Linked DNA regions of Homo sapiens: region 2 is linked to region 1. The links are chromatin contacts, found by Hi-C or POLR2A ChIA-PET in ENCODE. All regions are on one chromosome and are shown on one strand. The core of a region is the stretch at or near the end of the contact, and the rest is flanking DNA. Distances in the headings are between cores, read along the strand shown. Region 1 holds the start of NOTUM (notum, palmitoleoyl-protein carboxylesterase). Region 2 holds the start of RFNG (RFNG O-fucosylpeptide 3-beta-N-acetylglucosaminyltransferase).

Region 1 (2,671 bases), core at 118-2,617:
CTCGGCCAGGCCCACGGGGAGCTCAGGGACGGCGGCGGTCCCGGGAGGTGGCGCTCGCGGGGCGGGGAACGGGCCGCGCGGGGCTGTGGTCCGTGGAAAATCCCCACGTTCCGCCCGGCGCGGGTCCCGCTGTCACCTCGGCGCGGGCGGCGGTCCTCCCGGGGCGCGCGGCGGCGCTTGAAGCGTGAAACGCGTCCGCACTGAAGGAGCGCGCTTGGCGGGGGAACGGGACGCCGCGGGGAGCGCGGGAGGCGCGGGCGGCACCGACCCGGCGGGGGAGCCTTCCTGCCGAGCCCCGACCCCACGCCCAAGTCTCCCGCTGTCCCCGGCTGTCCTCGGCCTGTTGAGCGCGTGGGCGGCCCCGCCGCTCCCCGACCCCCGACCTCACGTCTTTTATCTACTTCGGGGCTGCAAGGAGGTGGGCAGCGGGCCTCTCCCCGCCCCCCGGTGTCGCCGGTTCCCGCTGGAGCCAGGCGCGCTCTCGGGCTGCCATCTCCCCGCCCCGGGACCGAAGGACGCCAGCAGAGCGGCTGGGCCCAGAGGCCGAGGGGTCAGTGCCCGAGCTGGCCGGGGACCAGCCCTTCCAGCGCCGCTCCGCTCCCCACGCGGAGAGTCACCGAACCGGGCACTCCTCGGGGCCAGGACCGCGGGGCGCCCGACGGAAGCCCTTTCTCCCCGGGGAGAGAACGGCCGCGGCCCGCAGGGAAGGTCCAGCCGGAGACCGGGCGCGTCGGGCGGGGCGGGGAGGTGCAGGGCGCGGGCCTTACCCGGCGGGGCTGCCGTCGTTGCAGGTCACCGAGGTGTTGAGTAGGAGGTGCAGGCGCAGGTCCTCGTTGAGCTGCTGCGCGGAGCAGGGGTACAGGGACTGCGCCAGGCTCTTGACTTGCGCCATGAAGCTGTCCATGTTACCCTCCACGGCCGTGAAGTCCAGCGGGAAGCTCTCCACGGGCTGTCCGGCCGCCGGCGCCGCCTCGGTCCGCGGGGGAGGAGGCGGCTGCTGACCCCGGCGCCGCCAGGTCTTCCTGCCCTCGCTGCCCCCGGCGCAGTGCAGCAGGCTCAGCAGCAGCAGCACGCGCACCCCTCGGCCCATGGCCGCGTCCACCTGCGGGGAGCGGGCGGCCTTGAGGCGGCGGCGGCGGCGGCGGGGGATGCCGGGCCGGGGGTGCCGGGCCGGGGGTGTCGGGGGCACTGGCCGCTCCTGCTCCCTCGCCCCCGCTCCCGCCCGCCGGGCCTGGCGGAGAAGGCGCGCGCGGCTCGGCGTCGAGGCGCTCGGGGCCGGGTGCCGTCGGCCTCCGCAGCTGGGGCTCCGCGCCCGGCCGTCCGAGGGCAGCGCAGGGTCTGGGTGCGCTGGCTGCGGCCCGCGCCAATGAGCGGCGGGGGCCGAGGCTGGGCTTATTTGCGGGGGCCGCGGCGGCCCGGGTGCCCGCGCGTTAGATGTGCCGCCGCCGCCGCCCGGGCTCGGCGGAGGGGGGAGGGGGCCGCGCTCGCTCTTTTCTTGGCGGAGGCATCGCCTTTTCTTCCCAAACCGCAAGCCTGACGGAGGGGCCTGGACTACCCCGCCGCGGCCGCCGGAGGCGCTCCCGGCCCGGCTCCGTGGGGGGGCAGCGCGGCCGGGCGGCCCCGGCGGCTCCATTCACCGCGGCCAGCCCGGCGCCGCCGCCCCCCCCCGCGGGGCAGCTGGAAGGGGCGGCGGCGACGGGGAGGGGCGAGGCTTTTCCGCGCCTGCCGGGGTGGGGGGCGGGGAACTCCGCCCGCGGCGCAGCTGGCCGAGCCCGACGGGCTGGGGGCGCGGGGCAGGCGCGCTCACCTGGAGCCGCCAGTGTCCCTCTCATCCCCCAGTGCCCAGGCCCAGAGCAGGCCGTGGGGGATTCGGACCCCGGCCCGCATCGCCCCACCTCGCGCAGCCCTGGGGCCCCGCTCTCACCGCGGCCAGCGCGGGCGGCCCAGTGGCCCCGTCCTCTCAGCGCCCCTGGCCCTGCGCCGTCCCGCTGGTGCGCCCGGCTCGGCTGCGCTCCCCCTCTGGCGCTGGCGCGGAGCCGCCAGGGACTTTTATCCAGCAGGGCCCCCCGGGATCAAAGCGGCGGCGGACACAGGGCTTCCAGCCGAGGGCCCGGCAGCAGTGGCGCCGGGGCCTCCTGGAGAAGCGGACAGGTGGGGCGCGAGGTCCTGGCTCCCTCGGAGACCTGCGGGAGGGACCGCGCGCCCCAGCAAGGCGCCGCGGGGGAGTCGCTCAGTTCCGGGGCGCTCCTGCTGGCGCTGGGGTCAGAGAAGCAGCTACGACTTAAGGAGATCGCGGGGCCAGAGGTGAGGTCCTGGATCTCCGCCCGCCCCAGCCTGGCTGCTGGCCCCATGCCGAGGACCCCCCAAGAACCTGCCCCAGCCGCCACTGGGGGAGGAGGCCAAGGGTCCAGTGGCTGCCCGCTAGGCCTCTGCTTGCGGCCCTTCATGCCACGAAGGGCACCTGCCCCATGCTTCACCTTGGAGAGCACCCCTGTCCACTCCCGAGGCTCTGGGCAGTGGGGTTAGAACAAGGTTCCTGTGGGAAATCAGTACTGGAGCAGGGTGGACAGGAGGGGTTCAGGAGGTTTCCTGCTGGGGTGAGCGCGGGTGGGATGGACAAAAGAAAGGAAAGGACATACGCAGGGCCAGCGGGGCCGGGCAGACTTTCTCC
Region 2 (2,671 bases), core at 116-2,615, 91 kb after region 1:
CCAGGCTGGGCCGCCCCAGGTAGACGTCCTGGCTGGGTGAGAAGCTGGAGAGCAGGTGCAGGAGGCTCCTGGCGTTCACATAATTGTCATCATCCACGTGGCAAAACCACCTGTGGGCGAGGGGAGTCCTGGGCACGAGGGCCTGGCATGGCTGGACAGGAGGCCCCCACCCAGCTTGGCTCTGAGCTCTCTGCGGGTCGGGTCAGCGCCGCGTACTTGCGCCCGGACTCAATGAACTTGTCATACTCCACGGACATCTTGCAGCAGAGGGCCTGACGAGTGCGCACCGCCGAGCAGTTGGTGTTGATGACACGGTCGCCTGCGAATCAGAGACGGGAAGCACGCACGTAGAGGATGGCACTGGGGTTGGGGTAAGGCCTGTGCCCCACCTGCCCCCAAGGGCCAGGGCACAACGTGGCTGTCTGACATGCCTGGACACCTTGCCTGGGTCCAACCACAGCCCTAGCCCTCACGCGCTGACCCTGCTGGTGCCACCGAGGCTGAAGCAGGCGGCCATCGGTTGGGATCTCTTGAGTGGAAACAGGACGGAGGCAGCTCGCCCTGACCTGGCCTGGAAGGGCGGATTCCCTGCTGGCGCTTCTTCAGGGGACGTGGCACTAGCCCCACGCCCCGGGAAGCGGCTAGTGTGAGAGGCTGGTGGGGAGCAGAGCTTGGCTGGCAGGGTGGGCCCTCCGCAGGCCGCGTGACCTGGGCAGCGTCGGGGCCTCCCCGGGCCTCGGGAGCCTGGGCAGAGAAAGGCACCCACAGCAGCGAAGGGGCCGTGGCTTCGGAGCGAGAAAGGCTCGGGGGGCAGATCCCGCGGGCGCCGGGGAGTGGGGGACACTCACCGCCCTGGAGCTCGAGCTCAGGGTCGTCCCCGTCGGTGAAGATAAACGTCTGGGGGAGAAACAATCTATGAGGCTTCTGGGGCGCTGCCCAGGCCGGAGACCGACCCGCCCCGCGCGGAGCCTCCGGGGGCCTGGGCCGGGCCTAGACCCTGGGAGGCGGGGCGGGTGGGCGTGGGGCTCGCCGTCGGGGTCGGGGTCCGGCGCACCTGCTGGCGGGCCCGGGAGATCCAGGTGCGCAGCAGCAGCCGCAGGCGCGGCCCGTGGTTCTTCCGGGTGGTCTTGACGGCGATGAAGACGTCGTCAGGCCGCAGGCTGGGGGCAGCGGGCCGGGACGGGGGCGCGCGCGGGGCCGGGGCGGGGGTCCGGGCCGGGGCGGGCGCGCGGGGCAGCGGCAGCGGCAGTAACAGCAGCGCGGCCAGGGCCGCGGCCAGCGCGAGGCAGGCCCGGCACAGCGCCCCACGCGCGCGGCTCATGCGGCCGCCGGGACCCCCGGCGCTGCGAGCGGAGAACCTGGCCGGAGCCGTGGGTGGGCGGCGGCCCCTTTAAGAACGCAGCGGCCCCGCCCCGCCCCGCGCCCCGGAAGCGACGGCTTCGCTGCCCCGGAAGTGGACGGCACGCCGCGGCGGGGTGGGTGCAAGATGCCGCTGCCGGTTCAGGTGTTTAACTTGCAGGTAACGAGCCGAGGCCGCCCCGGGCCTCCGCGCCCCCGCGCCCCCCGCCACTGGGGCCGGGCTGAGGTCGAGCAGGGGCGCGGGGCCTGCGCCAGGAGTCGGTCGGGCACGCTCCGTGCCGGGCCTCCGCGGGCAGCGCGCGTCGGGGGCTGCAGGGCCGAGGGCGCGTCTCCGCCGTGGCTGCGCGCTGCGATCGGGGGCCGCCGGGCCGCGCCCGCCCCGCCTCCCCTCCCAGCAGCTCACGGGAGAGGTTCCCGGCCGCCCCGACGCTAACGCTCTTTCTCCCTTCAGCAGCCAGCCAGCTCTGTGTCAGGGTCGGGGGGTGCAGAAAGTCAGGACAGAATGAGGGATAGCTCGGCCCCCAGCTCGGCCTCCTCGTCAGTGACAGATCTGTACTGCACCCCTCACAGCAGTAGGTCAGACCTCGTCCTGCCCGGCACGGCCGGGGACTTCAGCCTGAGCGCCAGCCTGTCGGCCTGTACGCTGCTCTACGAGGTACCTTCCAGGACAGGGACCCCCGAGCGAGGGAGGGGGGAGCAGGGCCCCGGCCGCCCCTGCTGTGGCTGGGCCCCTGCTGCTCTGCTGGCCGAGGACAGGGACTCAGTGCCAAGCGCAGGAGGGGAGGGAGCCCCGGTGGGCCCGGGGCCTGCGGAGGGAGCCGAGCTCTTGGTGCTTTTCCCGAAGGAGCGCGGGAGGCCCACGGGTCCGGCGAGTGCCCGGCATGGCGGCTTTTCCAGCCTGCTTTGTGTTAAGCCGAGGTCCTGGCTTCTCTGTGTCTCCCAGCTGGGGGCCATGAGGCTCCCTGAGATGACTCTTTTCCCCTTCTCCCAACTCCGTGGCGTGACTCTCAGCCCAGTATTGCTGCTCCGCTGCTCAGGACAGATTCCGGGGGCTGGTCCTCCTGCCTCCTGGGGTTGAGGTGGCGTCCCGTTCTTCTCCGTGGCTTGGAGGAAACTACATCAGGATGGTGGCTGGGAACGTGTAGGGGCCCTCAGAGGCCCCTGTGTAGTTGGTTGTCCCCTGTCTGCTTTCTGGCTTTCAGAGATGAGCGGCTAGAATCAGGCGAGGGGTTTCTGCTTCTGAGCCTTAGAGTCTTGTGAGGAGACCCCTCCCTGATGTGGTGGCACAGGAGCCTGGGTGGGGGCGGGGGTG

Evidence for each region. Hi-C counts contacts between places; a loop is a spot of excess contacts on that map. ChIA-PET counts read pairs that join two places held with the same protein, here RNA polymerase II (POLR2A). Pooled maps may share reads with other maps.
Region 2: a pooled map shows a loop between it and region 1 (3-fold over the local background). The contact joins the promoter of RFNG here to the promoter of NOTUM in region 1. A Hi-C loop is called at or near these places in 1 of 37 single-sample maps with no recorded cell type and 9 of 50 pooled maps. POLR2A ChIA-PET finds 5 or more read pairs at or near these places in 5 of 52 experiments (A549, BJ, WTC11 and 2 more).

What each region holds. Positions count from the first base shown.
Region 1 is chr17:81,959,820-81,962,490 of GRCh38, forward strand. NOTUM (notum, palmitoleoyl-protein carboxylesterase) reads right to left here and starts at 1,368. Exons shown (of 11, transcript NM_178493.6): 1 at 768-1,368. The coding sequence starts at 1,090. RefSeq lists enhancers at 1-78, 79-641 and silencers at 1-194, 225-304, 571-714.
Region 2 is chr17:82,050,446-82,053,116 of GRCh38, forward strand. RFNG (RFNG O-fucosylpeptide 3-beta-N-acetylglucosaminyltransferase) reads right to left here and starts at 1,366. Exons shown (of 8, transcript NM_002917.2): 1 at 1,055-1,366; 2 at 849-897; 3 at 217-319; 4 at 1-110. The coding sequence starts at 1,321. GPS1 (G protein pathway suppressor 1) reads left to right here and starts at 1,453. Exons shown (of 13, transcript NM_001321092.3): 1 at 1,453-1,519. The coding sequence starts at 1,487. RefSeq lists silencers at 901-1,050, 1,321-1,570, 1,631-1,760 and an enhancer at 1,011-1,680.